Regions from separate parts of the Homo sapiens genome. Here region 1 is linked to region 2. Evidence: read pairs that join two places in POLR2A ChIA-PET (ENCODE). Cell type or tissue: Panc1. All regions are shown on one strand. Links, peaks and the distances in the headings refer to the core of each region. The heading gives the core; the rest is flanking DNA. Region 1 holds the start of GNRH2 (gonadotropin releasing hormone 2). Region 2 overlaps UBOX5 (U-box domain containing 5).

Region 1 (15,101 bases), core at 3,893-11,892, 83 kb after region 2:
TCACCTGAGGTTGGGAGTTCGAGATCAGCTTGACCAATATGGTGAAACCCTGTCTCTACTAAAAATACAAAAATATTAGCTGGTGCATGCCTGTAATCCCAGCTACTTGGGAGGCTGAGGCAGGAGAATTGCTTGAACCCGGGAGGCAGAGGTTGCAGTGAGCCGAGATTGAGCCATTGCACTCCAGCCTGGGCAACAAGAGCAAAACTCCATCTCAAAATAAATAAATAAATAAATAAATAAAAGAATAACATGTAACATCTATTAAGCACAAACTGTGTTGCAGTCAGTGAGCTTAGCTTTACATCAGTTTCTCATTTAATTGCCACAATACCCTTATAGGTACATACTAGTATTGTTTAATCTCTATTTTACTTTTGAGGAAACTGAGGCACAGAGGGACTAAGAAATGTTCTCAAAGATATGCAGATAGTAAGAGGGAGAAGCTGGGATTCAAATTTAAACCCAAGCAGGTTGCATCAGGCTTGTTACCATAAATCTATTTTTTTGATTTATTTATATGGATTTCTGGGTAGAAGCAGTAAATGGGGCAACAATTTAAATACTCTCCCATCTCTCTTGGGGATTTTTTTTATAAAGTCATATTTTATTTCTATTATAAACTCACAAAAGGGCCCAGAGAGCCCAGAAGTGTGACTCAATCAGCTCAAGTCGCCGAAGCAGCTTTTCCCCTTAACAGTAGTTAATATATTTGCAAAGATCATCCAAAAACAAACACACCCTTAAATATCACCAGGTCAGGAAGTAACTGAAATACTGAACATTTGTTAACTTCTTTTCTTTTCCTCTTTTTTTTGAAGATAGGGTCTCGCTCTGTTGCCTAGGCTGGAGTCCAGTGGTGTGATCATGGTTCACTGCAGTCTCAACCTACCAGGCACAAGCCATCCTCCCACCTCAGCCTCCCAAGTAGCTAGGACCACAGGTGTACACCACCATGCCCAGCTAATTTTTAATTTTTTTTTTTTTTAATAGAGATGGGTTTCCCTATGTTTCCCAGACTAGTCTCAAACTTCTGGGCTCAAGCGATCCTCCCACCTCAGCCTCCCAAATTGTTGGGATTACAGGTGTGAGCCACTGTACCTGGCCTAACATTTTTTTCTAAGGGCTAAATGTCACAGTAGTAACATATTCAGAGGGAAAAAACCCAAATGTCTCATACAAGAAAATGACAGTCCTGATAAACAATGCGAAGAGGGATGTAGAATATCTGTTTATAAACTGCTGTTTTCTTTTTTTTTGGTGGGGGGGTGGGGGTGATGGAGTCTCTCTCCATTGTCCAGGCTGCAGTGCACCTCCGCCTCCTGGGTTCAAGCGATTCTCCTGCCTCAGCCTCCCCAGTAGCTGGGATTACAGGTGTGCACCACCACGCTCAGCTAATTTTTGTATTTTTAGTAGAGACACAGTTTCACTACGTTGGCCAGGTTGGTCTCGAACTCCTGACCTCAAGTGATCCACCTGCTTCAGCCTCCCAAATTGCTAGGATTATAGGTGTGAGCCACTGCGCCTGGCCTGGGGAAAGATTTTTTTTGAGACAGAGTTTTGCTCTGTCGCCCAGGCTGGCATGCAATGGCATGATCTCGGCTCACTGCAACCTCCGCCTCTTGGGTTCAAGCGATTCTCCTGCCTCAGCCTCCCAAGTAGCTGGGATTACAGGCACGTGTCACCACGCCAGGTTAATTTTTGTATTTTTGTAGAGACGGGGTTTCACCATGTTGGCCAGGCTGATCTTGAACTCTTGACCTCAGTTGCTCCACCCACCTCAGCCTCCCTAAGTTCTGGGATTAAAGGCATGAGCCACCGTGCCTGGCCCAGGGAAAGATTTTTAAGGCCAGAGGAAGGGCAAATTCACTTTTCTCGCTTCTGGGGCATTTCTGGCAGCTGTAGTGGGCACCTACATTCCTGCAGTTCCAACAGCAGCAGCAGGGGTGCCAGCAATAGCACCTGGGGGCACTGACTGGTAGTGCCAGAAGGCTGTGTAGTAGGCATGGTTGACGTTTGTATCTGTTTCAGATTTCCCAGCCACACAACCTCACTCCCAGACCATTTCTCTCCCTCAGTAGCCAGCATTAAAAAAAAAAAACAAAAAAGTGACCTGTAACACAAATTCCCAGAGAACTTCAACCTCACACCTGTGTTTTCACTCTCAGTGAGGGGAAATGCATTTGGGGAGGATTGTTGTGACCACAGAGCCACTGTGGAGTACCGCATAAGACTGGGGCTTATGCAGCTCTGACTTTTTTTTTTTTTTGTACTGTCACCTGGCCTGGAGTGCAGTGGATCTGGGCTCACTGCAATCTCTGCCTCCCAGGTTCAAGTGATTCTCTTGCCTCAGCCTTCCAGCTGGGATTCCAGGCGCCACCATGCCCAGCTAATTTTTTATATTTTTAGTAGAGACGCGTTTTCACCATGTTGGCCAGGCTGTTCTCGAACTCCTGAGGTGATTCACCTGCCTCCGCCTCCCAAAGTGCTGAGATTACAGGCGTAAGCCACCGCGCCCGGCCACAGCTCTGACCTTTTAATGTCACTTTCCTGGGCCCTTTTGTGGCACTATGGTGGGATTCTTCAAGTTCTTGACTTTGAGGTCCTGTAAACTGAACCATGAGGCTGACTCTGGTAGTGTTCCCTTTATAAAAACATCACATATATTGTTTATGCGCCTACCTGCACTAAGGAAATATTCACTAAAGCACCTGACAGGGGAAATGACAGCATCATGGCTAGGCCTGCCTGTCTCAGGTTTTTGGGATTGCAATATTACTCTTGACTTCCTATTTGGGAAAGAAAAATAATTCCAAACTTAACCCTTTCTGCCAAAGTTGCTCTTATTTCAGCAGTCAGCTGGCCTTCCTTCCTAGTTGTCCATTTCAACTCCGTACTTGTCAGAGTTGGGGAAATAACCACAGGGTAAGTGCAGGAGGTAACATTTCCCAAAGATTTCAGGGAATACTGGATAACTGTGATTGTTCCATGCGGAAAATTTGGAGTATGTTGGAAAAATATGAGGAATGACTTTAGGTGTAATGACGTCTAGGGTGGTCTCCTTGATGGAACAGATTAATTGGGCAAATGCATTCTTCTCTTGTCCTACCCACCTGGACCACTATAAGCAGCTTGCCTTCACCTAGAAGCAGCACACCTTCACAATTCAGCCCGAGAGATTAACAACTCTACAGTTTTGCATAACCAGATCCTCAAGACCTACACCACCCATCTCCAGGACAACATGCGGGGGCCAGTCATTGACATCATGCTTATTCTAGACAACTGGAAGGGGCAAGAATCCCGTTTCGTGGTAAAACATCTATACTTGATTGGGTCCTTCGGGAAAAACTTGCCACTCACAAATTGCTGGTCCATCCTGTCTATCCCACAAAGCCTGGTGGACCTCCTCCCATCTTAGTGAAAGCACTTACATTTGGGTGTTCTGCTCCAAATGCATTTACCAGCTAGACCCCAAATCTACCACCCACAAGTGGAGCCTTGAGCAAGATATTCTCTTGGTGGTCCAGGCTGCAGCATGATTCTGGCAACTCTCCCCCTTAAAACCTTGCAGAGCTCATTGTCTGTAACAGATCCAAGCCCTACTAGGAACTTGAGGTAAGGATCTGAAGAGACCCTGGTGTTTTGAGCAAGGCCATGCCCATCAGGTTAACTATCCAGGGTTCTGCGGAGATCAGGCATCACTACCCTGGGGCATCACATGACTCTGCAACCTGGACTGGTTGGGATCTGAGAGGCTACCTGTGCACCTGGCTGCACTCAATGTTCCATTAGAAGCAGGTACAGATGGCACTGGGTTTGAGTTAACCCTGAAGGTACCAGTAAGCTGCCTAGTGGTGCCTACACCAGCAAGGTGGCTGTGGGTAGAGAATAAAAACGTGACACTTGGTTCCCAGGTGGTTCTGCATGACATAACAGCATCAGCAGTGAATGCTGAGTTCCAGCCCCATGCTGGACAGCAGTGGAATCAGCCCAAAGACAGAGCTTCAAGGTCAGTGTGTCCTCTGTCTGAACAGACAGATGGCTTACGTCTGGATCCCGGTACAGAGGCCTTGGAAAGAATAAAACTGGAAGATGGAGACAAGGAGGTCCAGGGAGGAGTACGTTACATAAAACTGGACTTCCTAACACAGGCCTATGTGCCACATCACCAAAGGCTTCCAATGCAGGGGTCCAGATGGCCCACTCTTCACCATGACGAAGCCCGAGGCCATGGAAGACATCATCAAACCACTGCCCACGTGTGCCCATCAGGTCTCACTCCAGATGCCTCGCACCTAAAAGCAGGGATGCCACTGTGCTCTGGCCAGAGTTGATGCTGGGGGAGAAGAGCTAGTACCAGCCTAAGGAGGGAGGCCAAGGTTCTCAGGAGTGCAGTGCTCTGAGGAGGGCTGGGTGCCAGGCACCACCTCTGCTTGTACCTTATTACCTGCTTTCTCACCTGCAATAAGAGTGGCCCATACACCCTAAAAGGTTTTCATTTCGGCCGGGCGCGGTGGCTCACGCCTGTAATCCTAGCACTTTGGGAGGCCGAGGCGGGCGGATCACGAGGTCAGGAGATCGAGACCATCCTGACTAACACAGTGAAACTACGTCTCTACTAAAAATATAAAAAATTAGCCAGGCGTGTTGGCAGACGCCTGTAGTCCCAGCTACTTGGGAGGCTGAGGCAGGAGAATGGCGTGAACCCGGGAGGCAGAGCTTGCAGTGAGCAAGATCGTGCCACTGCACTCCAGCCTGGGCAACATAGTGAGACTCTGTCTCAAAAAAAAAAGAAAGAAAAAAAAAGGTTTTCATTTCTTGGGGGTCCCTAGGCCTTCCCTGCAAAGAAGTGGGAGACATGGAGAGAAGCTGGAGTTCATGTGCATGGCAGCAAACGGAAGCTGCTCTGGTTGAGAAACATTCCTCCAGCTCATCCCAGACACTGCTTGAGGGCCTGCATCTGAACAGGGACTATGGATCTATATACTCTCTTCATCATCACAGGTAGTCCCAGTACCCATAGAGGTTGGTCCAAGTGCTTGCTAAGCCACACTAACCTCATAAAATCTTGGTCAACCATGTCTCCCCTGCCAGCAGCCATCTGCTGGGTGGCCCAAGGGCAATGGCAATGCCAGGGCAAATGTAGGTCACTGAGGCCATGGGTGGAGAGACCCACTCCTAATGGCCTCCCTGCTTTTAAGTCACACACCTGCTAATCCTAGCCTAGAATATTTAATTCTTCATGGCTTCATTACCTGTAAGGCAAAATACAACCTCTTTGTGGAACCCAGAAAAAAATGGGGTCTCCTCTTTGCCTTCTGGGTCTTGGATACACCAGACTCTGGCCAGCAAAGCACAGTATAGAGCAGAGGCAGGCGCCTGGCCAATGGTTAGCTTGTGGCTCAGGTCCTGGGTGACACAGGCTAGAGTCCTAAAGCTCCAGATGAGAGATCACTACACTTTTCCTGTAAAAAGTTAAAGATTTTAGTCTTTGGGATTCATATGGTCTCTGTTGCAACTACTCACCTTTGCCACTGTAGTAAAAAGAAGTCAATGAGTGGGTGTGGCTGTGTTCCAACAAAACTTTATTTACAAAAACAGGAAGCAGGCACGTTTGGCCCTCAGACTGTAATCTTCCCATCACTACTCTTAATGATACTCAGATGACCTGGCTGCCTGAGGGGGCTGTGGCCCTGTCTGATTCTCTGTGAGATGGAAACCACTCTAGGGTCTCCTGGTGCGCTGAGGCTGTACACACCGGCAGAACAGGGCACTGCGTTTGGAAGTTTCTGACCAAGTGGTGACAGCAGAGGGCAAAACGTGAAGGCTGTGCTGGATAAGGCTGAACCTTCCTCATAAGCAACACCAACTGCTTTATTCCAGGTCAGGGCCAACTCTTCCGCCATGATACATACATGGTCCCTGGCGGGCACTGTCCTTACTGGGCCCCTAGGAGTCCCTGCGTTGTGGCCTGACCACCAGCCCCTCTCTGGTGATGGCCCAGTTGTAGTTCTTCCGGGAGTCCAATGCTGCTTCCACCCGTGCCTCCAGGTTCTCTCGGGTGATGAAGTTTTTCACCTCTTCCTATCGGGAGAGAAAAGCCCAGCTGAACAGGAGCCTTGGGCACATGCCAGCCAGCCCACCCAGCCTGCTGGCCTCTCACCCCACTGAGAAAGCAGCTCCTGCTCTCCCTGGGGAAGCATGCCTGGAACCCAGGTCCTATTTGAGAGCCCCTCTGGCCTCCCAGTGGAGTGATATCAGGTTGCTTTTCCACGTTCCTCTTTTCTCAGACACTTCAGCCATAGCCCCGAGTGCCAGCTATGAAAATCTCACGTCCTGGTAGGTGAAATCCGTCCCTCAGTGGTCCCCTCTGAATCACTCTAACTCATCCTTCCCCCCATTACTTTATTTATTTATTTATTTATTTATTTTGAGACGGAGTCTCACTGTCGCCCAGGATGGAGTGCAGTGGCGCCATCTCGGCTCACTGCAACCTCTGCCTCCTGGGTTCAAGCGATTCTCATGCCTCAGCCTCCCGAGTAGCTGCGATTACTGGCGCACACCACGCCCGGCTAATTTTTGTATTTTTAGGAGAGACGGGGCTTGGCCAGGCTGGACTCGAACTCCCGACCTCAAGTGATACGCCCGCTTCGGCCTCCCATAGTACTGGGATTACAGGCGTGAACCACCGCTCCCAGCCACCCTTCTATACTTTAAATCAAGCCTCATCCATTCTCACTGCATTACTCCTAAGTGGTCTCCCTGCTTTTAAGTCGCACACCTGCTAATCCTAGCCTGAAATACTTAACCCTTCATGGCTTCATCACCTGTTATGCAAAATACAACCTCTTTGTGGAACGCAGGGTCCCTCCCACAGACCTGCTAGGTACCTGAACACTGTCCAATTACTCCGCTCACCTCCGGGTCTTTGCGCCTGACTGGCACTCTCCTCTCCAAATCCGGACCTGCCAACTGTAAGTCTCTGCACATAGCCAGCGCCCGCGTCGCGGTGCCCAGAATTCCCAGTGCCCCGCAAGCCGCGTCCCCGGCTGGAGTCCCACCCTCCGGAGACGTTGCCCACCTGCAGCTGCAGCACTTCCCGCTCCTTGCGCTGCGCCCAGGCCTGCACCTCTTCGGCCTTGCGGGCCTGCTCCAACGCCTGCCGCTGCTCCTGCTCCCGCTCCTCCTGCCGCAGCCTCGCTATCCTGTGAGGGTCAAAGGGCCGAGGCTGAGCGGGGCCCGGGCTTCTCCCAGGCCGGCCAGGCCGCGCCGCCCCGCCCCGCCTCCCGCCCCACGCACCGCAGCTCGTGCAGCCGCCGGTTCTCCGCCTGGTTCCAGGCCATCAGCTCGCGGTGCTCGGCGGCGTCCTTCAGGGCCTTGCGCTCCGCCAGAACCCCGGCTCGGGCCTCGTGCACCTTCCTCTGCACCTCGGACACGAACTCCATCCTGGGTGCAGACGCGCCAGGAATCAGCACCCTCTCCGCCCACTCCCACCGTCACCAGCGCGCGCGGGCGGCCACCTCCCCCCGGCCGCACACCTGAGGGCGCGCACGGTCTGGCGGTAGTGCTGGTAACGCTCCATCAGCACGAAGAACTCCGCAGGGTCCACCGCGGGCGGCATGTTCACTCGCTCGATCTTGGATTTGGCCAGCGGGTCGTGGCGGGTCTTGCGGCCGCGCGCTGGCAGCACCAGAGGGGCCCGGGGCCTGCACGGGGTCCCCGCGCCCAGGCGGCTCAGCGCGCGTAGCATGGCCGAGTCTCCTCACTGCGGCCGCGGTGCCGGGACGCCACCGTGCCCCGGAAGCGGCGCGGGGAACCTTGGGACCTGTAGTCCTCGGGCTGTCCCTCACGCCCCGCCCGGCCGTGTGGCCTCTGGAACCGAAGCGGCGACCCTGCGGACGTCCGCATCCCGCCCCCAGGCTCTGGCCCGGCCTTCCCGCCAGGGCCCGGGGCCATCCCTTAGTTACTCCCGCCCGCGGGGCCGGACCCGCGTCCCTCCAGCCCCCACGCAGGGAAGGGTCTCAGCGGGGAAGACAGGGAGGGGACGAAGGACAGAACTCGACGCAACAGCTTCGGAGAACCTCACACTTTATTGGAGGATGGCGGGGCGGGGCGGGGCTCTCGGGCTGCGGTCTGCGGAGGGAGAGGTGGCGGTCATGTCTCAGGACACTGGTCTCGTAACCGCCGAGCTGCCATCTTCCTGGTTCTCTCCCCTCTCGTCCCCCCCAGTCCCCATGTGGCCTCCCACAGCAGGACGCCCCCCGCCTCCCGTAGAAGCCTGAGGATCCAGCTAGTGTGGGGATCTCCAGCTCCCTTGGGCATGCCCTCTTGTCCACCCTAAACAAGCCTGACGCATAGAAACCTCAGCACATACACACAAATCAGGCGGTAAGACATTGCCTCATAGGAACTAACCACTTTCTTCTTTAGTTACCGGGCTCTCCTGATGCACTGTAAATGTTTGATTTGCAAAACAGTAGCAAACCATTTCCCCACGCCTGTCTTCTGCTATGGTCTTGGGGAGCTCTGCAGTCCCTGAGATGTTCCTAGTGCACATGTCAGTCACCACCTGGTCCTCTTGGCCCTGTTGTCTGTTTGAGTGAGGTTGCATCCCTCACCTCTTTCCACTGGCCTGGGGTCTGTCCACCTCAAGACAGTCATTGGCTTGTCAGGATGCCTGTGGGATCCCATGGCCACCACTGTCTTATAGAACAATTATCTCCTTCTAGTCTACTAGTGACTTTGGTCTTTAACCCAAGTGCTTTGTAAATTGTCTAGAATCCTCCTGGGAAATAGGAAGGATAGCAGACAGCACCCTGCTGTGTGCAGTAGGGGCACTGAGAAATGGCTGGGGGTGCTGTGGCAGGGGGCATCTCAGTGGTGTTTCATTCTCCCCACCCTCCCAGCACCCAACCCTAAGCCACAATGGCCTCTGATGACCAGTGGCTGGTCTTGATGCTGGGGACCTCTCACCCTACTCACCAGCAGTGTCCGTGCCAGGTGTCGCTTCCTGTGAAGGGACCACTGGGCCGTGGTCCTGCCCTCCCAGGGCATGCTGTCGTCCAGGGGAGCCAGGGCATCACTTGGGAGGCCATGGGCAGTCTGGACTGGGCTGCCTGCTGCAGTGTCCAGGGCCCTTCCTTAGAAGGGAACTGATGCTGTCCTCCCTACCCCGACCTCAGGCTCCAGGAGGGTGGGGGAGCCCCCGGCCATCACTTTCTTCCTCCCCATGAGGCTGGGAGACACCCACCTGGGGGCCTAAGGGCATTCTGGGGATCCTGGGCTGAGCTGAGGGCTCGCTTTCCTCCAGGGTACCAGCCATGGGACCAGTGCTGAGCCTCTGAGGGTCCAAGGTGGGCAGTCAGCAGCAGCAGGAGCAGGAGGCCTCGCCTGGAGCTGGCCATGGCTGCTCTAATGGACAGGGTACAGCATTCAAGGAGACTTACCTCACCCCCACATCCCCCTACTTCCTCCAGGGCCACTTTGGAAAACTGGCATCTCAGGGGCAGCTTTGGTATCTCCTTATGCCCTTCCCTCTCTGCCACCGCTCCTCATCCCAAGCATACAGGGGTCCAGATCCTGGGGGATCCTGGCCCAGCAGGGGATGATGCTCCAGGGGACGAGCCTTCTCCCTGAGCCTGGGGCACAGAGGCTACCTGCCTTGCCAGCTCTGAGGGCCCTCCCACTTGTCCAGGTCCATCCATCTTTCCTTCAAGGAGTTTCCAGAAGTGGAAGAAAGTTGGAGGGGAACAGAGACCTGAATTCAGGCCAATGGATGGGAGGATAGATGGATGGTCAGGGGAGTTCTCAATGTAGGCGTGTTTGGAGCACCAGTGCTAGGGAACCAGAGTTGCAGGCCTTCTGCCCTTTTCTCCGTGGCCTGCTGTATCTCTTCCATAGTAGTTGGGGATGTGGAATGGATGAGTGGTATTGATGGGGGCAAGTGCTTCTACCCCTTATCCCTCCCATGCCAGGGGCAACAAGCACAAGAATAGATGGTAGAGCTGTTGGGGAGAGGAGAGGAAAAGGGGACTTCTCTGGCATGGTTCAGGGGTGGAGGCACCTGGGAATGGGGAAGAGGAGCAGCACACCATACGCCCAGGATGAAACTTGGTCCAGGTGTCCTAGCCCTTAGGGAAGGCTCCCCACTCACCAAGGAAGAGCTGTGGATGAGATGGCTCCTTCAGGCAGCTGCAGGACCCTAGCCTGATGGCCCCAGGATTTATAGACCAGGCAGCTCCACCCCCAGACTCCAGTGACGTCTTCAGAGGGGAAGAGAGAAGCTCACCACCCAACCCGCTTCCCAGAGCATCCAGTCCATGAACATTCACCAGGCAGCTGCTGCCCTGAGGCCACCGACACATGCTCCCTCCCCACCACCTTCCCAGGAGCCTTCAGGCCCAGGACTCTTGCTTTAGGCTGGCCTATGTCCTGGTCTCACCTTCCCACTTCCCAGGCTGCATCTTCAAGCTCCTGATCTTGAGACCTAGAAAGCCCTCACAGCCTTCCCTGATCCCAAAAGAGAATTGTGTCCTGGGCAGGGGCAATGCCTGGGGGCTCCCCAACTCCCAGCTCAGGGCTTTCCCTGGTGGACAGTGGAAGCCTAAGAGTAGGGAGCCTGGCAGGCTGTTCAGAGGTACAGGGGAGGCTGTGACCACTCTCCCAGAGGGCTTCCGTTTGCTCACTGTAGAGTGGGTTGGGTGGGACAATTCACATCCACACACCTGGGAACCAGGGCTGGGTCACTCCAGATGGCTGGGTTTGGGTGGGGCAGTACCTACCCCGGAGTGGCTTCTCTCCTGGCGAAGAAGCGGGCCCATGAGATGGGGCCCAGCTGTTGGGCCAGTGCAGTCTCCCTAGGTAGGTAGAATAATTTTGTCCCTCAAGGCTCTAACCCCTCCCCAGTCATGGATTTGGACACAGCTAGCCTGGGCTGCTGGAAGTGGGCTCTTGCTTCCCAGTCTGCGTCAGCAGCTCAGCTTTCCTTGGCCAGCCATCAGCCTCTGGGGGTCAGAGGCCTGTTTACAGGGTTCATAGCCAATCTCCGCACTTGGGCTGAACAGCAAATGGGAGGGCCAGGGTCATTTGGAGAGCTGGTGCGTCAAATCCTGTGACAAAGATGGGGGAGGGGAGGCATAATGGGCATCAGTCAGCCCTAGACACCTGGACTTCAGCAGCCAAGGCAGGATGGGCACACCTGTGAACTTCCAGACTGACTTATTAGCAGGGACCGGAAATCAACGTGTGGCCCATTTGTTCAGTTAAATTGTTTTGGCTTAAATATGCGGACTTTGTTAACTGGGTGATTTTTAGGGAAACATTTGCTTGTGGTTTAGTGAAAATGAATCTGAGTTCGACGTACTAGTTTAGTTCTGGTTGGGGTTTACAGAATGCTTTCTTCAAAGATGCACCAAGGCTGGTGTACCTTTAAAAGGGGGATGGTTGCCTTTATTTATTCTGTAATTTGATTCCGGCTTTTCCTGAAAAATCTAAACCAGAGCCAAGCTTCCTGGGGAAAGCTCTGCTCCCTTTTTTTTCCGGCAACATACTTAGCTTTTAAGAAATGTTTGGTCCTTTCCAGACTAGAACTGTGGAACTCTTGTATCCCTCTCATTAGAACATAGAAAGCCATCTGTTCACCACGGAGCTCCAGTCCTCAGGATATGAAGTCACTGCAGCCAGGAGCTGCGTGTACTCAGGTGGGAAAGCAGAGGTTCAGAGGTGAATAAACACTCAGGTGCTGCAGGAGCACAGAGAGGCACAAACCCTGAGCAGGCGGCCTGGGTGAAGGACAGAGACGAGTGAGCTGGAGTCACGGACGCAGGGAGTGGCAGCAGAGGGGTGCAGCATAAGGAACAAAATGGAGAAGGGCCAGCAGGAACTGCCGTGGATCCATGGGGCCAGAGTATGTGGGAAGGTTAGAGGAAAGGAGGGCGGGCCCCTGGGTGTGGGCAGTGGGAGGCAGGCATCTCTGGACCACCCTGACATGCGACCAGGATGCGGGGGACTTGGGATTGGAGGAGAGCTGAGGGTCCACAGAGACAGATCCAGAATCCTGACCTCTGAGAGAGGAGACAGTGGAGGAGCAGCTAAAGGGTGAGGATAAGAGGCAGAGGACAGCCTGTGACACAAAGGGGAAGAGACCATGGGTCCCTGGTGTTTAGCACCAAGGTGACCTTGGTGCGCAGGGATGGAAAAGAAATGTGTGGGAATGAAGTGAGGAAGGGGGAAGAGTGAGAACACAGGTTTCTGCAAGTAGTCTCTCATAGAGGGAAGAACTTAGGCCTGGGGTGGGAGACATGCTCTTTATTTAATTAATTAATTAATTCTTTTTCTTTTTCTTTTTTTTTTTTTGAGATGGAGTCTCGCTGTCATCCAGGCTGGAGTGCAGTGGCGTGATCTCAGCTCACTGCAGTTTCTGCCTCCCAGGTTCCAGCAATTCTCTTGCCTCAGCCTCCCCGGTAGCTGGGATTACAGGCACGTGCCACCACGCCCGGCTAATTTTTGTATTTTTAGTAGAGATGGTTTCACCATGTTGGCCAGGCTGGTCTCGAACTCCTGACCTCAGGTGATCCGTCCGCCTTGGCCTCCCAAAGTGCTGGGATTATAGGCATTAGCCACTGTGCCCGGCCTATTTTTTTTTTTTTTTGAGACAGGGTCTCACTCTTTGACCCAGGCTGGAGTGCAGTGGCATGATCACAGCTCACTGTAGCCTCCACCTCATGGGCTCAGGTGATCCTTCCACCTCAGCCTCCCAAGTAGCTGGGACTACAGGCGTGTGCCTCCATGCCCAGATGATTTTTGTTATTTTTTGTAGAGACAGGATCTTGTCATGTTGCCCAGGTTGGTCTCGAATCCTGGGCTCAAGTGATCCACCCGCCTTGGCCTCCCAAAGTGTGGGATTACAGGTGTGAGCCACTGCACCTGGCCTGCTCTTTATTTTTAATGAGAGAGACTTGAGTATTTGGGACAGGGGAGCAATGAAGGAAACTGCAACCCAGGAGGGACCCGCCCAAATGAAGTGAGGTCTCAGTGTGGCAGGATGTAGGGCTTTGGGTGTGTGGTGGGTGCAGGCTGTTACTCTTCCCCTATGGAGAAACACTCCTACCCTAAGCCCCTTGGGTCGCAACTGACTGGCTGTGGGAAGGGCACTGGATGAAGCAGTCACTGCTGCCTTTTCCACACGACTGTGCTGTGTGAGCTTCAGCACATTTTCCTTTTGGCCTATACTAGTTTCTGTTGGGTTCACCTCTCTTGTAAACATGCAAGCCCCGAGTAGAAAGTAAAAGAGGAGTGAAGAGGGAGGCATGAAGGGATGAGGGACACATCTACAGGCTGAGCGAGACACGGAGCAAACAGCTGAGGTCATTCCTACCTGGAGACAATGGTTTTGCACCCAGGTGATGCCTATCCACTGGCCAAATCAGCACGGACTTCAGCAGAAAACCACTCAGGCCATGGTGGCGCACCCTGCTGAAGGCCAGCCCTGGCAATGGCAGGCAGCCTGCTGGGAGGCACACAAGCGCCTATGAACGGCCTCACCTGCACATTCACTGAGTGGCTTGCTGACCCAGTGCCTGCCCTCCTGCATCGACTTGGACTTGGTCACACAGAGCACTGAAGGGTAGCTTGCAAGGAGCCAGGGGCTGCTCCCCAAACTTGGCACCCCTCACCAGAAATTCCTCAGAATCTGTCTTTGCCTAATTTATCCATACTTATCGAGACTGCTGAGTTTTAAGTTTACTGCCTCTTGGGAGTTCGTTAGTTCCTACAGAACTGAATGTCTCTAATGACTCACACTCACCTCCTGTAAACTTCCAGAGGGGGTCTGTTGCAGCCCTTGCCTCCTGCAGGTCTCCTGGGTCCCTTCCGCACATCTCCTTCCTTCCCACAAACATCCTGGGTATGTGGTGCACAGACAGGCTTCCCTCCTGGAGCCACTACATGTTAACTGCTTTATCTGGACTCTGAGGCCCTCTGTAATGTGGCTCTACTTCGCCTTTCCTCCTTTTCACTCATCTAAATTTCCAGCCTCCCATGGGTCCAGCTCAAGTCCCACCTCCTCCAAGAAGCACAGTAGTGCTGATCCCTGAACATGCCTCCATGGGCCAGGCTGAGGTGCCATCTCTCACTCCAGAAGCCTCTGAGGAGCCCAGGCCTGCGCTGGCTCTCAAGAAAGGCCCTGCCTGACAGCCACAGCCACGAGTTCACTCTCCTGCTCCTGTGGTGAGCTGCTCTGAGGCTGGGAGGCAGTGGACAGACCCACTCTCCCAGTGTGCCCCCAACAAAAGATCACACTTCCCCAGCACTCCCTGTAGTTAGGCATAGCTATGACCAGGTGAAAACCTACTTGTGAAGCTGATGAGTGGAATGCGGGGTGGATTATGAGTGGAAGTGAAAAGTGCAGATTTGGCTTCCTGTCCTTAGAAATGAAGCTGCTGGCTCTCCATGCTCTTTCCTCAGGGTGGATTATGGACATGGCAGTGACCCAGCTTCAACCATGAGGATGAGAATAATATCCTAAGGATACTGGGTCTCTGGACAGCACAGACTGTTACGGGAGACATAAATGAACATCCAGCTTCTTTAAGAAACAAAAGTTCAACACTTTTGTCTAACATGTCACTCAAAACCAAGTTCGGATCTAAGACTCCCACCATCTGACTTCTAGATCTGAGAAACATTCACACTGTCCCAGAAATGAGGACACGTATGAAAGAAAATGGGAACAATTCAACACAATATATGTGGACATAAAGATTTATCCTAGATAGGGTGACACAATCCAGACAGTTTTGTAGCAAAGCACCACAGACTGGAGAGGTCAGACTGGCCTCAGCCCAAAGCTGAGCCAGCTCTAGTCTCCCCTGTGCCCCTGTCCTTAAGGAGACTCAGTGAGGACCTGGCCACCTTCCTAGGGAGGGAGGCTGGCCAGGACCACTAAACCAAAGATGTGCTGGGAATGAAAGGAGGGTCCTGGAGATCACCTAAGAACTGGAAGGGCTGTGTTTGGTGGACAGGAGGAGCTGGGGGACTGTGGCCTCTCTCAGATAACTCAGAGAGAACAGCAACAGGAGGGCCATGAACAGCCGAGGAGA
Region 2 (15,101 bases), core at 6,928-14,927:
CATTGCTCTCCAGCCGAGGTGACACAGCAAGACTCCGTCTCAAAAAATAAAAATAGGTTGGGTGCAGTGGCTCACGCCTGTAATCCTAGCACTTTGGGAGGCCAAGGTGGGTGAATCACCTGAGGTCAGGAGTTTAAGACCAGGCTGTCAGGAGTTTAAGACCAGGCTGGCAAACATGGTGAAACCTCGTCTCTACTAAAAATACAAAAAAATTAGTTGGGTGTGGTGGTGGGTGCCTGTAATCCCAGCTACTCAGGAGGCTGAGGCAGGAGAATCGCTTGAACCCACGACGGGGAGGTTGCAGTGAGCCGAGATCGCGCCATTGCACTCCAGCCTGGGCAACAAGAGCAAAACTCTTGTCTCAATAAATAAATAAATAAATAAAAATTAAAAATAAAGAGGAAAAACTGAGTCTACTTGTGCCTAGCACATGTTAAGCCCTTAGAGGGTGACTTGGCTCCACGTGGTATAAAACTGCAGGCTTCTTTGGGGCTCTAACCTGTGTTCTGGTTTTTTTGCATACCTCTCACTGGTGGGTAACTGTGTGGGATGGGCTGGGACAACTGTCTTTCATTTTAACCAGTTGTAAGAAAAAGGCACATGAGTCAAACTTTTTTCATGGATGGACAGGTAACTCAATTTAGAAATTATAAGAAGTAGTGCACTTCTTTAAAAGCTGAAGTGCCCAATTTATGAAATTGCTCAGTGCATTGATATTCCACCCACTCTTTGAGGTGAAATGCTTTTCTCTTACTTGACAGGTAATCTTTTCTTCTTCTTTTTTTTCCCTTCTGTAACCTGTTTGAGTCTAGTCTTTAAAATATGTGTGTCTGCCAGAATTACTTTTCATTACATCTCTATGAGACTCAAAATCAGATTGTATAACGCAGCTATGGTAACTTTGTAGGCTGAAGGAAGCTGGATGCTGAGGTGTTCAGAAAGTGTCATGGTCACCTTATTCTCTTCTAAATTATCCTTCCACACTTCCCTACCCCCAGGTGCTGAACCTCAACACCAAAAACAAAAGGTTTGTTGGTTGCTTCAAGCTCCAAGGAAGCACAGACAACAACCTTCGAGACAGGGCAACCAACTCTTCCAAGTTTGCCCAGGTTTTAGCACCAAAAGTACTATGTTCTGGAAAACTCCTTAGCTGTGGGTATGCCAAGACAGTTGGCCACTCAACTCCTGGATCCCTTCTTGGCCCTTCCCTTGCACTTCCCTTTCTGAGCCCTAGTACTGGCAGCTGCAAAAAGTACTCTGAACATAAATCTCAGTCTTCTCCGCTGTTATCCTGAGACCTCAGGCATACATCAACTTTCAATACATAAAAGGAAAAGAAGAACAACTTATCCCACCAGCCTAGTATGTCGGATGTTTACATTTCTGCATGCCCACCATTACCTCTCCAACTATTTATGTATACATATTCCTAGACATAGATTTTTAACAAATGTATGATCATAATACTTTCATAATACTTTTTTTTTTTTTTTTGAGACAGTCTCCCTCTGTCGCCCAGGCTGGATGGAGTGCAGTGGTGTGATCCCAGCTCACTGCAACCTCCGCCTCCCAGGTTCAAGCCATTCTCTCACCTCAGCCTCCTGAGTAGCTGGGACTACAGGCATGCGCCACCATGGCTGGCTAATTTTTGTGTTTTTAGTTGAAACAGCATTTCACCATGTTGGCCAGGCTTATCTCAAACTCTTGACCTCAAGTGATCTGCCCACTTTGGCCTCCCAAAGTGCCGGGATTACAGGCGTGAGCCACCATGCCCAGCCTATATATACTTTTGCATTTTCCTGCATAGTTATATTTATCATTTAAGTGACATGAATGCCAAGACTAAATGTGTCACTCAAGTTTGTTTCTTACAGTGTGGGCAGTGAGCTTAACTGGAGTCTTCAGCCAAGGCTTAGATCTGGGTGAAAAATTTCAAGACTTCTGTGGAAGTAGAGTATTTGGATTTATAAGATAAAAGACTTTCTAAAGGATAACATGAAATTCTTGTGATAAAAGTGTTCTGTATCAACTGTGGTTGTGATTACCCAACTTTGCACATAGAGTAAAATTGCACTGAACTAATTAGATAGGCACACACAAATGAATGCATGCAGACCTGGTGAAATCTGAAAATCGGTGAATCATTACCAGTATCAGTAGGCTGGTTATGAAGTTCTAGTATAGCTATGCAAGATGTTACAGCCAGGCACGGTGGCTCACACTTGTAATCCCAACACTTTGGGAGGCTGAGGTGGGTGGATCACCTGAGGTCAGGAGTTCAAGACCAGCCTGGCCAACATGTTGAAACCCCGTCTCTACTAAAAATACAAAAAATAGCCAGGCATGGTGGCGGGCACCTGTAATCTCAGCTACTCAAGGAGAATCACTTGAACCCAGGAGGCGGAGGTTGCAGTGAGCCTGAAAGAGTATGTGGGATCTCTCTGTATTGTTTTTTAACAACTACACATGAGTCTACAATTATCTTTAAAAGTTTAATTAGATCTTTTAAAAAGAAACAATTTCTGGTTGGGTGTGGTGGCTCACGCCTGTAATCCCAGCACTTTGGGAGGCCGAGGCAGGTGGATCACTTGAGGTCAGAAGTTCGAGACCATCCTGGCTACCATGGTGAAACCCTGTCTCTACTGAAAATGCGAAAATTAGCCAGGCATGGGTCATGCCTGTAGTCCTACCTACTTGGGAGGCTGAGGCACAAAAATTGCTTGAACCCGGGAGGTGAAGGCTGCAGTGAGTCGAGATTGCCCCACTGCACTCCAGCCCGGGCATCAGAGTGAGACACTGTCTCAGAAAAACAGGGACTGGGTGCAGTAGCTCACGCCTGTAAACCCAGCACTTTGGGAGGCCAAGGTGAGTGGATCACGAGGTAAGGAGATTGAGATAATCCTGGCTAACACAGTGAAACCCCGTCTCTACTAAAAATACAAAAAATTAGCTGGGCATGGTGCCAGGCGCCTATAGTCCCAGCTACTCGGGAGGCTGAGGCAGGAGAATGGCGTGAACCTGGGAGGTGGAGCTTGCAGTGAGCTGAGATCATGCCACTGCACTCCAGCCTGGGCAACAGAACAAGACTCCATCTCAAAATAATAGTAATATTAAGGCCGGGCACAGTGGCTCACGCCTGTAATCCCAGCACTTTGGGAGGCTGAGGTGGGTGGATCGCTTGAGGTCAGGAGTTCGAGACCACTCTGGCCAACGTGGGGAAATCCCATTTCTACTAAAAATGCAAAAAATTAGCCGAGTGTGATGGCGCATGCCTGTAATCCCAGCTACTCGGGAGGCTGAGGTGGGAGAATTGCTTGAACCTGGGAGGTGGAGGTTTCATTAAGCCGAGATTGTGCCACTGCACTCCAGCCTAGGTGACAGAGAGAGACTCTGTCTCAAAAAAAATAAAAAATAAAAATAAACAATCTCTTAGAAAGTAGCTTTGAAATCCTTGTGAGATGCTCAGTAATACATTATACATAGTTCATTTTCCTCCTTTTGAAGAATGCCCCTCCCTCAAAAAAAAAAAAAGAATAAAAAGAGAAAAACTAAAGGAAGAAAATGCCGAAGGAAAAATGGGATTACCAGTTTATTCCTAAGTAGTTAGTACCTTGGTACTCATCTTTGATGTCTTCAGGAAGCCATTTGCCAGGAGCCCCTCATGTAGTACAGAAAAGATAGTGGGGAACACATCAGCCAGAGAAAAGGGAAATTGACCTCTTGAAGGGTGAATTGCCTCTAAGTGGTTCAGAATTGCTGTTGTCATCTAGGAGGTTAATAGCAGACTTTTCATTAGTGTCATTTCTCTCTCTGATCCACCCACCTCAGCCTCCCAAAGTGTTGGGATTAAAGGTGTGAGCCACCGTGCCTGGCTGTAACATCTTGCATAGCTATACTAGAACTTCATAACCAGCCTACTGATACTGATAATGATTCACCGATGACTTACTTCTGACCAGTAGCTTTCAACTTTTTTTTTTTTAACTACAACCTTTAGTAAGAAATAACTTTTACATCAAAACCCCAAATGAATAATTGCGTGTGTTTGTGTGTTCACATATATATGTAACTGAAACAAAACTTTCACAAAACAGTGCTCACCCTTGTATGTGGTGCATGCTGACATTTTCTATTCTACTTAATTTTTAAAAATACTAGTTATGGCTCGGTAATTTAAGTTCTTAATTCTCAACCTGCAGTTTGGGAAACACTACCTCAGCCTACTAAGTGAAGTAGTCTAAACTTTTTGGCATGACGTTCAAGGCCTTCCTCATCCGGCTCCGTTTGCCTTCCCAGCTGTGGCTCCTACTCCACCTCCATAGCTAAGTGGCATGTTCAGCATCTCCTGAACCAGCCTCACACTTCCCTCCTCTGTGCCTTGACACTTCCTGATCCCTTTCCCCAGGGCTCCTTCTCTTTTGTTCATGTTCTCACCTCTTGGCTCCTGTAGTCTACAGTCTGTGGTAGCATTAATATGGAGTGTCTGTCCCTCTTCAGAGTTGTCCATGAGATCAGGCATGTGTCCTAGTCACCCTAAGTTCACATGTTTACTCCTGTGAATTTTCCCCTGAGTTGACCAATGTTTTGGTCAAAACTTTTGACCAACGTTTTTTTAAAAAAATTTTTTTTATCAAGTCACAATAAGAAATGCATTTTATATTAGATGATATACATGCATTTGTTAAATATATTTGTACAAAACTGAAACAATTTCATGACATATCCATACTATTTGCACCTTCATATTTTGTATTCTCTTCTAATTATTTCTTTTCTTTAACCCATTACTTGATTCCAAAAACCACAAATTGAAAAACATTGATCTAGGTTATCTTTCCTTACTGTGTCATCCGCAGAATGCTCTGTTACCTTTATATTATGTATATAAATTTTTTTTTTTTTTGAGACGGAGTTTCGCTCTTGTTGCCCAGGCTGGAGTGCAGTGGCACGGTGTCGGCCAAGTGCAACCTCCACCTCCCGGGTTCAAGTGATTGTGATTCTCCTGCCTCAGCCTCCCGAGTAGCTGGGATTACAGGCGCCCGCCACCATGCCTGGCTAATTTTTGTATTTTTAGTGGAGATGGGGTTTCACCATATTGGCCAGGCTGGTCTTGAACTCTTGACCTCAGATGATCCGCCTGTCTGGCCTCCCAGAGTGCTGGAATTACAGGCATGAGCCACCACGCCTGGCCTTTTTTTTTTTTTTTTTTTTCAGATGGGGTCTCACTCTGTTACCCAGGCTGGAGTGCAATGGTGCGAACTTAGCTCACTGCAACCTCCACCTCCCGGGTTCAAGCATATATTCTATTATATAATCACTGTTAGAAAGAAGTCTTTATTGTCTCATGACTCACAGAGAAGGCCGTTCATTTCATTTCTTATTTTTCCCACAAGAAGATTTGTAGAGAATGTTTATTGCAGCATTTTTTTCATAGTAAAAAATTTTAAACAACATAAGTAATAGGGCAGTGGAGAAACTGTTTTAGTCATACAATTAAATATGAGGAAGTTAAAATGAATACACCAAATGTAAACATTTCAATATGGAAAACCTTAATATAATGCTTAATGGAAAAGCAAGTTGCAAGATGATACACATAATATATTATCATTAAGGTATATTAAAATACATGACTACTATATGTAGTTTATATATATATATGCATACCTATACTGATTTGAATGACAGACAACATTAGATAAAGCTTACCTTAGCCGGGCAAGGTGGCTCACACCTGTAATCTCAGCACTTTGGGAGGCCAAGGTGGGTGGATTGCCTGAGCCCAGGAGTTTGAGAAGAGCCTGGGCAACATGGTGAAACCCCATCTCTACCCAAAAAACCCCCAAAAATTAGCCGGATGTGGTGGTGCGCGCCTGTAGTCCCAGATACTCGGGAGGCAGAGGTAGGAGAATACCCATCACCAGAGCCCTGGAAGTTGAGGTTGCAGTGAGCCGAGATTGCACCACTGCTTTCCAACCTGGGCATGGGAGTGAGAGCCTGTTTCCCCCCCCCAAAAAAAATAAGAAAAAAAAAGAGCTTACCCCTTGGCAAAAAGAGAGAGGAAATAGGATAGGTGCTGGGTTTTGTTTTTATCTTTTAAATATTGCTTTTAACACTGAAATCAGAAGCAAACATAGCAAAATGTTAACATTTGCTAAATCTAGGTGGTAGGTACAAGAGTGTCTACTATTTTATATTCTTTTTTTTTTCTTATAAACTGTATTGCCATCTTACAATGCCATTATTATCTGTCTCCAAGCTACTTCTCTGAAAGCAGGGCACATTAGCCACAATCTGAGGTTTTAGATTAAGTTATACTCAAGCCTTGTCTTTCTTGTACTTAGATGCCACATCTGGAGAAAGTGGCTATGCTTTGTAAGTACTGGACAGTGTTTGCAGTGAGTTCAAGTTACATGGCCATTTCCTCAGCAGGACTAGGGAGGCCGTCTTTCTGGGCTAGGCTGTTTGCATTTTCATATGTTGAGCCATTATTTTTTTTCTGTTAAGGCAGAAGGCATCTGACCTTAAAAGTCCAGGGTATTGGAACAAGATAGATGATGAGATTATACCTATTAAAGACTTTGATAGCAACCAGGTTCTTACGGAATCCTACTGTTTGGACATCACTGTTTCCCACAGAAACATATCATTTGTAAGATATTTTTAAAAAAGATCTGCCATTCTCCTGTGACAACACACTCATTCGTTTCAATTTGCATATTTCAATTTGATCTTCAGTCCTGAGTTGTTTTCAATCACTTTTTCCCCCAATCATTCTTTATTATTATTAATTATTTAATTTTTTTTTTTGTAGAGACTGGGTCTCGCTATGTTGCCCAGGCTAGCCTTGAACTTCTGACCTCAAGCAATCCCCCTGCCTTGGCCTCCCAAAGTGCTGGAATTTATAGGTGTACACAACCCCACCCAGCCATTTCTTTTTTTTTTTTTTTTGAGACAGTCCCACTCTGTCACCCAGACTGGAGTGCAGTGGCGCTATCTTGGCTCACTGCAACCTCCGTCTCCAGGGTTCCAGCAGTTCTCCTGCTTCACTCTCCCAAGTAGCTGGGATTACAGGCACCTGCCACCACACCCGGGTAATTTTTTGTATTTTTAGTAGAGACGGGATTTCGCCATGTTAGCCAGACTGGTCTCGAACTCCTGACCTCAAGTGATCTGCCCGCCTCAGCCACCCAAAGTGCTGGGATTACAGGCATGACCAATCACGCCTCGTTTCACCCAGCCATTTCTTTGTTATTATTATTATTAATACACCTTATAATTTAGAGCAGTTTAGATTTACCTAAAAATTGAGTATTATTAATGCTATTAACATCTTAGTGCGGTACATTTCTTATAACTAATGAGCCAATATTGATTAATTATTATTAAGTTTATAATTTAAGGTTCATTCTTTGTGCTGTATAATTCTTTGTGTTTTGTTTTTGTTCTGTTTTGTTTTGAGACAGGGTCTCACTCTGTTGTCCAGGCTGGAGTGCAGTGGCGTGATCTCGGCTTACTGCAGCCTCTGCCTCCTGGGCTCAAGTGATTCTCCTGCCTCAGCCTTCAGAGTAGCTGGGATTACAGGCATGCGCAACCATGCCCAGCTAATTTTTGTATTTTTAGTAGCATCGGGTTTTCACCATGTTGGCAAGGCTGGTCTCGAACTCCTGGCCTCAACTGATCCTCACGCCTTGGCCTCCCAAAGTGCTGGGATTACAGATGTGAACCACCACGCCCAGTTTTTTTTTTTTTTTTTTTTTTGAGACAGTGTCTCACTCTATTGCCCAGGCTGGAGTGCAGTGGCTCGATCTCGGCTCAGTGCAACCTCTGCTTCCCAGGTTCAAGCGATTCTCCTGCCTCAGCCTCCCCAGTAGCTGGGATTACAGGTGCCCGCCACCTTGCCCGGCTAATTTTTTATCTTTAATAGAGATGGGGTTTCATCATGTTGACCAGGCTGATCTCGAACTCCTGACCTCAAGTGCTTTGCCCGCCTTTGCCTCCCAAAGTGCTGGGATTATAGGCGTGAGCCACCACGCCCAGCCTGTGTTGTATAATTCTATAGGTTTTGAATTACAGGTTTTGAATATATAGGTTTTGAAATGTATAATGTCATGTATCTACCATTACAGTGTAATACAGAATAGTTTCACTGCCATTTCATTTTTATCTCTATACTCCAGTGCCTAGCACAGGGCTTGCAAATGTTCCATGAATGTGCAATAATATCCCATCTAAAATTAAATATGAGCAAAATAAATTCAGTAGTACAGTACATTTAAAGAACAATATGCTACAACCAAATAGAATCTCTCCTGGGAATAAAAAGGATGGTTTAAAATTAGAAAAAAGTGTTAATGTATCCCATTAGTCTGTCAGATAAGATAAATAATAAAAGACAATATATAGAGAAAAATCAGAATTCAGAGCATATTCCTGACTTCAAAAAATATGAAAATTAGAATGCTTTATTAACATAAAGATGATATTTCAATCTAACAATCAACATTATGTTCAAAGAGGCATTTTCTTTTTTTTTTTTTGAGATGGAGTCTCACTCTGTTGCCCAGGCTGGAATGCAGTGGCATGATCTCGGCTCACTGCAACCTCTGCTTCCTAGGTTCAAGCGATTCTTCTGCTTCAGCCTCCCGAGTAACTGGGGCTACAGGCTCACGCCACCATGCCTGGATAATTTTTGTATTTTCATAGAGATAGGGTTTCACCATATTGCCCAGGCTGGTCTTGAACTCCTGACCTTATGATCTGCCCGCCTCGGCCTCCCAAAGTGCTGGGATTACAGGTGTGAGCCACTGCGCCTGGCCCAAAGAGGCATTTTCTAATGGGCACAAACGAGGATGGCAACTGTCTTACTGTTTTGTGTAATTCCGGAAGTTCTGGCTAATGCAGTAAATGAGAGACAGAAATAAGAGTTACCATTTTGAGAAAGGAATTCTCATTATTGAGATAATAGGATTGTAAAAAAAAAAAAAGCAAAAACAACTGAAAATGTGTTAAAATCAATAAGAGTTCAATAAGACAGCTGAACATATAGTAAAGATACCAAAGTGAAAAGCTTTCCTATATAGGAATGACCAGTTAGAAAAATTAATGGGTTAAGAAGAACCTTTCATAAATAGCAACCTTAACTAGAAACATGTAGGACCCCTTGAGTAAAAAAGTGAAAATTGTACTAAAGGAAAAAATAATGACAAAAATCTACTTAAGATTTTGATCTTAAGGTAGTAGTAAAAAGTTGCAAACAAGTTGGGTTTGGTGACCCATACCTGTAGTTCCAGGACTTGGGGCACTCAGGCAGGAGGATTGCTTGAGCTCACGAATTTGAGGCTGTGGTGCACTGTAATGGCACCTGTGAATAGCCACTACACTCCAGCCTGGGCAACATAGTGAGACCCTGTCTTTAAAAAAAAAAAAAAAAAAGGCATAAACAACCTAAATGTCTCCCAAAAGGAGAATTATTTATGCCCCCCACCCTCTTTGTTTGTTTATTTATTTATTTATTTATTTATTTATTTATTTATTTATTTTTGGAGACAGGGTCTCACTCTGTCACCCAGTCTGGATGGAGTACAGTGGTGTGATCATAGCTCACTGTAGCCTCAAACTCCTGGGGTCAAGCCATACTCCTGAGTAGCTGGGACTACGGACACATGCCACCATGCCCAGCTAATATTTTTAAAATTTTTTGTAGAGATGGCATCTCACTTTGTTGCCCAGGCTGGTCTCAAATTTCTGGCCTCAAGCAATCCTCCTGCCTTGGTCTCCCAGAGTACTGGGATCACAGGCGTGAGCCCCTATGCCCAGCATATTTATACCCCACTTTGTTCCAAAATTATTTTAAGCTACCTTACATATTATGCTCTATTATATAAAAATAAATAATTCAGGTAGGGAGAAATTTGAGGGATGGGCCACAGATTTTATTCGGAGCTTTCTAACAGCCAGAGTCAAGAAGGAATGTGATCCATATTCATACCATAAAATATTGAATTGCTTGCGATAAACAACTCTTCTAGTACTGAGACCAAAGAGAAAATTTTCTTATGGGTCTCCAAGAGAGGATACCATATAGAACAGACAATGATCATTTTGTCCACTAAACAAAACAGTAACTGACTTTAAAGAGCTGTTTCTTATTGAAGTTCCTTGTCACACAGTGCCAATGAGTAGCTTGGTGAAGAGTATTTGCAGGGGGTGGTGAGGGTGGTGATGGTTGTGGCTGGGATGAACATGAGGATAGGCCGGTGCACTGGTCTGAGGGTCAGCTCAATGGAGTGGTATATTTTAGAGATTAAAATTATGGTTATCACCTGATATGTCCTGCTACTCTGGTGTCCTATGAATCGTCACAAGTCGGCCACTGAATTTTTATCAATGTGTTACATTTATTTTTGCAACTGGTGAGGATCAAAACTGCTAAGAAATCTGTCAGATAGTGGTGTGGGATAAGATCTGCAGCAGCCACGAGGAGTGCCAGACAAGAGGCAAGAGAAGCTACTTGGACCAGCACCAAGGAGCATGTAACGGGGCTGGACTGAACACTCTTCTGTAAATGTTCCCTCAACTTATATTTTGATGAGTGCTGTGGAGAGCAGGTAGTCTGTGTCTGGTCAGGGTTAGGTCCATATGCTTTTGTAGTTGACTGGGGTAGTTGACAGCCCCTGACGCGGGTGGAGAAGCCTCATGAGCTGAGATGCTTGAACAGAAGGCTGACTCGCTTCCACACAGAGGTGGGAAGAAGTAGCTAAGGGTATACCAAGATTTTCCTTAATTTCAGGTCTGATCTAACACATATTGGAAAGGGCAGTCAAGGTTTCCACATTTCTATATCATAGAGCATAATAACCACATTTAAGTCTAGAAGAACTCTTATTTTATTTTACTTTATTTTTTGAGACAGGGTCTCACTGTCACTCAGGCTGGAGTACAATAGCACAGTCATAGCTCACTGTAACCTTGCACTCCTGGCTTCAAGTGATCCTCTTGCCTCCGCCTCCCAAGTAGCTGGGACTAGAGGTGTGTGCTACCACACCTAACTAATCTTTTTATTTTTTTGTAGAGACGGGGTCTTGCTGTGTTGCCCGGGCTGATCTCGAACTCCTGGGCTCAAGTGATCCTCTCACCTTAACCTCCTAAAGTGTTCGGATTATAGGTGTGAGCCACTCCGCCCGGCTTTGTTTTTTCTTGGCTTTCTGTCAGGGCCAAGAGGGGAAGAGGGAACTGCCTGGAGCAGTGAAAAGAAAACCCTCTCAAGTCCCAGGGCCCCAACCTCAGCCATCTGCCTGGGGCCAGCACCGTTCTGCATATGTCTGTCTCTAGTGTCATCATCTATGTCAGTAGCATATTGTCTGCTTTCCTTTGGCATCCTAGGCTTGCTTTTCCAAGGAGGAATGTTTTATTTCATTGGCTTGGCTATATATTTATTTTAATGGTTCTATATTCAATTAAAGTGAATGGCTTAATTTTACATTTAAAACAAACCGACAGGAAGCTACTATGCTAGTTGGGCAGGGAAGCTGGGGGAAATGCTGCTCTAAATGAGTTCTGGTGTCCTGGCCAAAAAGAGGTAACTATAGGGCTTCTGAGGATATTTGTAGACACAATGCATCAGATACTTCATTTGTTTTTACTTATCGTGGAGAACACGAAAGGTATCAGAAGCCTGGAGACATTGTTAATATAATCTTTCAGAAAAGGAATTGTAGAAACTTTAGTCCATGTGGATGCCAGGCCAGATTCTAAAATTCTCTGGCAAAGCAAAGGTGTATGTGCCTCAAAGTGGGAAGCACTAGGAGTTTCAACACAGGCTCACAAAGAACAGGAGGCTTTAGGCCAGGGGCTTTCTACCCCATGAGATTCATGTTTCTTCTATCATGATGAACTTAAAGCCAAATAGTATAACCTACTTATGTACACACGCTAATGTGTGTAGGTCCACACACACATACACACCCTCCCCCCACCAACACACAGAATGCCCTAACAGTACTTTAAAGGAAAAAATTTTAGGTATGATAATAAAATTTATTCTCGTGTATAAATGTTTGGGTGTGACCATACTAGAAGGCATAAAGAAGTATTCAGAAGCTTTTACCATCACGCAGGAGCGCATGTGGAATGCAGACTGCTACAAATGCAGACTGACCGAGGTGGAGAGCTTTGCTCTCGGTGATGTGATTTTCAGAAATGGTGGGCATCTCTTGGTAAAGGTCTGAACAAAACAATATATGACCTTCCTCTGGCTTACATGGAAGTTCCCCTCCTAGAAAATTTAGCATATATGAAAACCATGTTTAAAAATACTTTGTGTTAATATGTAAAACTGAGTTAGGGGCTAAGCTGAGATAATAGACATTTACAAGGCCCATGACAGATCTTCACTGTGCAGCAACTATCCACTCAGATGTTGCAGGACGCTTAGTATGCCTGGCTCCTGCAAGTGGCTCCTACTGATTTTGACAGCAAAAGGGGCCCAGAGGGTGACCCTATCCCTGTCGGGCTAACAATTTTACATGGCCACGACTGTCAGGGAGAAAAGCATAAATGGCTGGCTGGCCTCACCAAGGAGTTGAGTTCCACTGGAGAGGTCTGCCACTGCGAGGGGTGTTTTCAGTGGCTTCCCTCCTTCTCCACAGAGTTACCAGAAGCCATTGGAATTGGCCATTAAAATGACTACTTGCATTAGATGTCCTTTTTTTTTTTTTTTTTTTTTTTTTTGAGACGGAGTTTTGCTCTTGTCGCCCAGGCTGGAGTGCAGTAGCGCAATCTCGGCTCACTGCAAACTCCACCTCCCGGGTTCAAGTGATTCTCCTGCCTTGGCCTCCCGAGTAGCTGGGATTACAGGTGCCTGCCACCATGCCCAACTGCTTTTTGTATTTTTAGTAGAGATGGAGTTTCACCATGTTGGCCAGGCTGCTCTTGAACTCCTGACCTCAGGTGATCTGCCTGCCTCTGTCTCCCAAAGTGCTGGGATTACAGGTATGAGCCACCGTGCCAGGCCTAGATGTCATTTTAAGGTGCTTTCCAACCCTAATATTTTCTTTCTTTCTTTTCCTTCCTTTCTTCCCTCCCTCCCTCTCTCTCTTCCCTCCTTCTCTGTCTTCTCTCCCTCCCTCCCTTCCTCCTTCACTCCCTCCCTCCCTCTCTTTCTCTGTCTTTTTCTTTCTTTCTGTCCCTGCCCAACTTACTTCCTTCTGTCCTTCCTTTCTTTTTTTTTTCTTTTTCTTTTCTTTTTTTTTTTTTAGTATTTATTGATCATTCTTGGGTGTTTCTCGGAGAGGGGGATGTGGCAGGGTCATAGGATAATAGTGGAGAGAAGGTCAGCAGATAAACACGTGAACAAAGGTCTTTGGTTTTCCTAGGCAGAGGTCCCTGCGGCCTTCCGCAGTGTTTGTGTCCCTGGGTACTTGAGATTAGGGAGTGGTGATGACTCTTAACGAGCATGCTGCCTTCAAGCATCTGTTTGACAAAGCACATCTTGCACCGCCCTTAATCCATTTAACCCTGAGTTGACACAGCACATGATTCAGAGAGCACGGGGTTGGGGGTAAGGTTATAGATTAACAGCATCCCAAGGCAGAAGAATTTTTCTTAGTACAGAACAAAATGGAGTCTCCTATGTCTACTTTCTACACAGACACAGTAACAATCTGATCTCTCTTTCTTTTCCCCACATTTCCCTTTTCTTTTCGACAAAACCGCCATTGTCATCATGGCCCGTTCTTGATGTTCGCTGTCTCTTCGGAGCTATTGGGTACACCTGCAGAAAGGCTGTCACTTCACACTTGGAAGATTGCACAGCGGCCAGGCAGAGGCACTCCTCACTTCCCAGACGGGGCGGCTGGGCAGAGGCGCTCCTCACTTCCCAGACGGGGTGGCGGCCAGGCAGAGGCGCTCCTCACATCCCAAACGGGGCAGCCGGGCAGAGGCGCTCCTCACTTCCCAGACGGGGTGGCGGCTGGGCAGAGGCGCTCCTCACCTCCCAGACGGGGTGGCCGGGCAGAGGCGCTCCTCACCTCCCAGATGATGGGCGGCCAGGCAGAGGCACTCCTCACTTCCCAGACGGGGCGGCTGCCGGGCAGAGGCGCTCCTCACTTCTCAGACGGGGTGGCCGGGCAGAGGCACTCCTCACCTCCCAGACGATGGGCGGCCGGGCAGAGGCGCTCCTCACCTCCCAGACGATGGGCGGCCGGGCAGAGGTGCTCCTCACCTCCCAGACGATGGGTGGCCGGGCAGAGGCACTCCTCACTTCTCAGATGATGGGCGGCCGGGCAGAGGTACTCCTCACTTCTCAGACGGGGCGGCCGGGCAGAGGCGCTCCTCACTTCCCAGATGATGGGCGGCCGGGCAGAGGCGCTCCTCACCTCCCAGACGGGGCAGCTGGGCAGAGGCGCTCCTCACCTCCCAGACGGGGCAGCCGGGCAGAGGCGCTCCTCACTTCCCAGATGATGGGCGGCTGGGCAGAGGCGCTCCTCACCTCCCAGACGGGGCAGCCGGGCAGAGGCACTCCTCACTTCCCAGATGGGGTGGCTGCCAGGCAGAGGCACTCCTCACTTCTCAGATGGTGCAGCCGGGCAGTGGCGCTCCTCACTTCCCAGATGGGGTGGCTGCCAGGCAGAGGCGCTCCTCACCTCCAGACGGGGCGGCCGGGCAGAGGCACTCCCCACTTCCCAGATGGGGCGGCCAGGCAGAGATGCTCCTCACTTACCAGATGGGGTGGCTGCCAGGCAGAGGTGCTCCTCACTTCTCAGACGGGGCGGCCGGGCAGAGGCGCTCCTCAGTTCCCAGACGGGGTGGCCGGGCAGCAGCGCTCCTCGCTTCCCAGATGATGGGTGGCCAGGCAGAGGCACTCCTCACCTCCCAGACGGGGCGGCTGGGCAGAGGCGCTCCTCACTTCTCAGAAGGGGCAGCCAGGCAGAGGCGCTCCTCACTTCCTAGATGGGGCAGCCAGGCAGAGACGCTCCTCACATCCCAGACGGGGTGGCGGCTGGGCAGAGGCGCTCCTCACCTCCCAGACAGGGCGGCCGGGCAGAGACGCTCCTCACATCCCAGACAGGGTGGCGGCCGGGCAGAGGCACTCCTCACCT

Evidence for each region. ChIA-PET counts read pairs that join two places held together with the same protein. Peaks named below come from ENCODE experiments on the same cell type or tissue, not always from the same donor. Only the 100,000 strongest peaks of a DNase experiment are listed, where the experiment ranks them.
Region 1: POLR2A ChIA-PET joins it to region 2 with 10 read pairs; 12 of 35 experiments call an interaction of 5 or more read pairs at or near these places.

What each region holds. Positions count from the first base shown.
Region 1 is chr20:3,038,721-3,053,821 of GRCh38, reverse strand. GNRH2 (gonadotropin releasing hormone 2) reads right to left here and starts at 10,200. Exons shown (of 4, transcript NM_178331.2): 1 at 10,157-10,200; 2 at 9,254-9,414; 3 at 8,986-9,122; 4 at 8,075-8,136. The coding sequence starts at 9,407. The coding sequence ends at 8,086. It overlaps MRPS26 (mitochondrial ribosomal protein S26), which reads right to left and starts at 7,770. Exons shown (of 4, transcript NM_030811.4): 1 at 7,542-7,770; 2 at 7,303-7,449; 3 at 7,085-7,208; 4 at 5,572-6,087. The coding sequence starts at 7,753. The coding sequence ends at 5,953. RefSeq lists enhancers at 6,829-6,888, 8,229-8,288 and a silencer at 7,259-8,128. In Panc1, for the core only: no CTCF peak of the experiment used is centred there; a DNase peak (open chromatin) is centred at 7,819; H3K4me3 peaks cover 2,219 bases; H3K27ac peaks cover 1,989 bases.
Region 2 is chr20:3,124,668-3,139,768 of GRCh38, reverse strand. All of the region lies in intron 1 of UBOX5 (U-box domain containing 5), which reads left to right. It overlaps UBOX5-AS1 (UBOX5 antisense RNA 1), which reads right to left. Exons shown (of 7, transcript NR_038395.1): 6 at 3,611-3,766. Among named protein-coding and RNA genes, the nearest start is that of UBOX5-AS1, 25 kb to the right of the region's middle. In Panc1, for the core only: no CTCF peak of the experiment used is centred there; no DNase peak of the experiment used is centred there.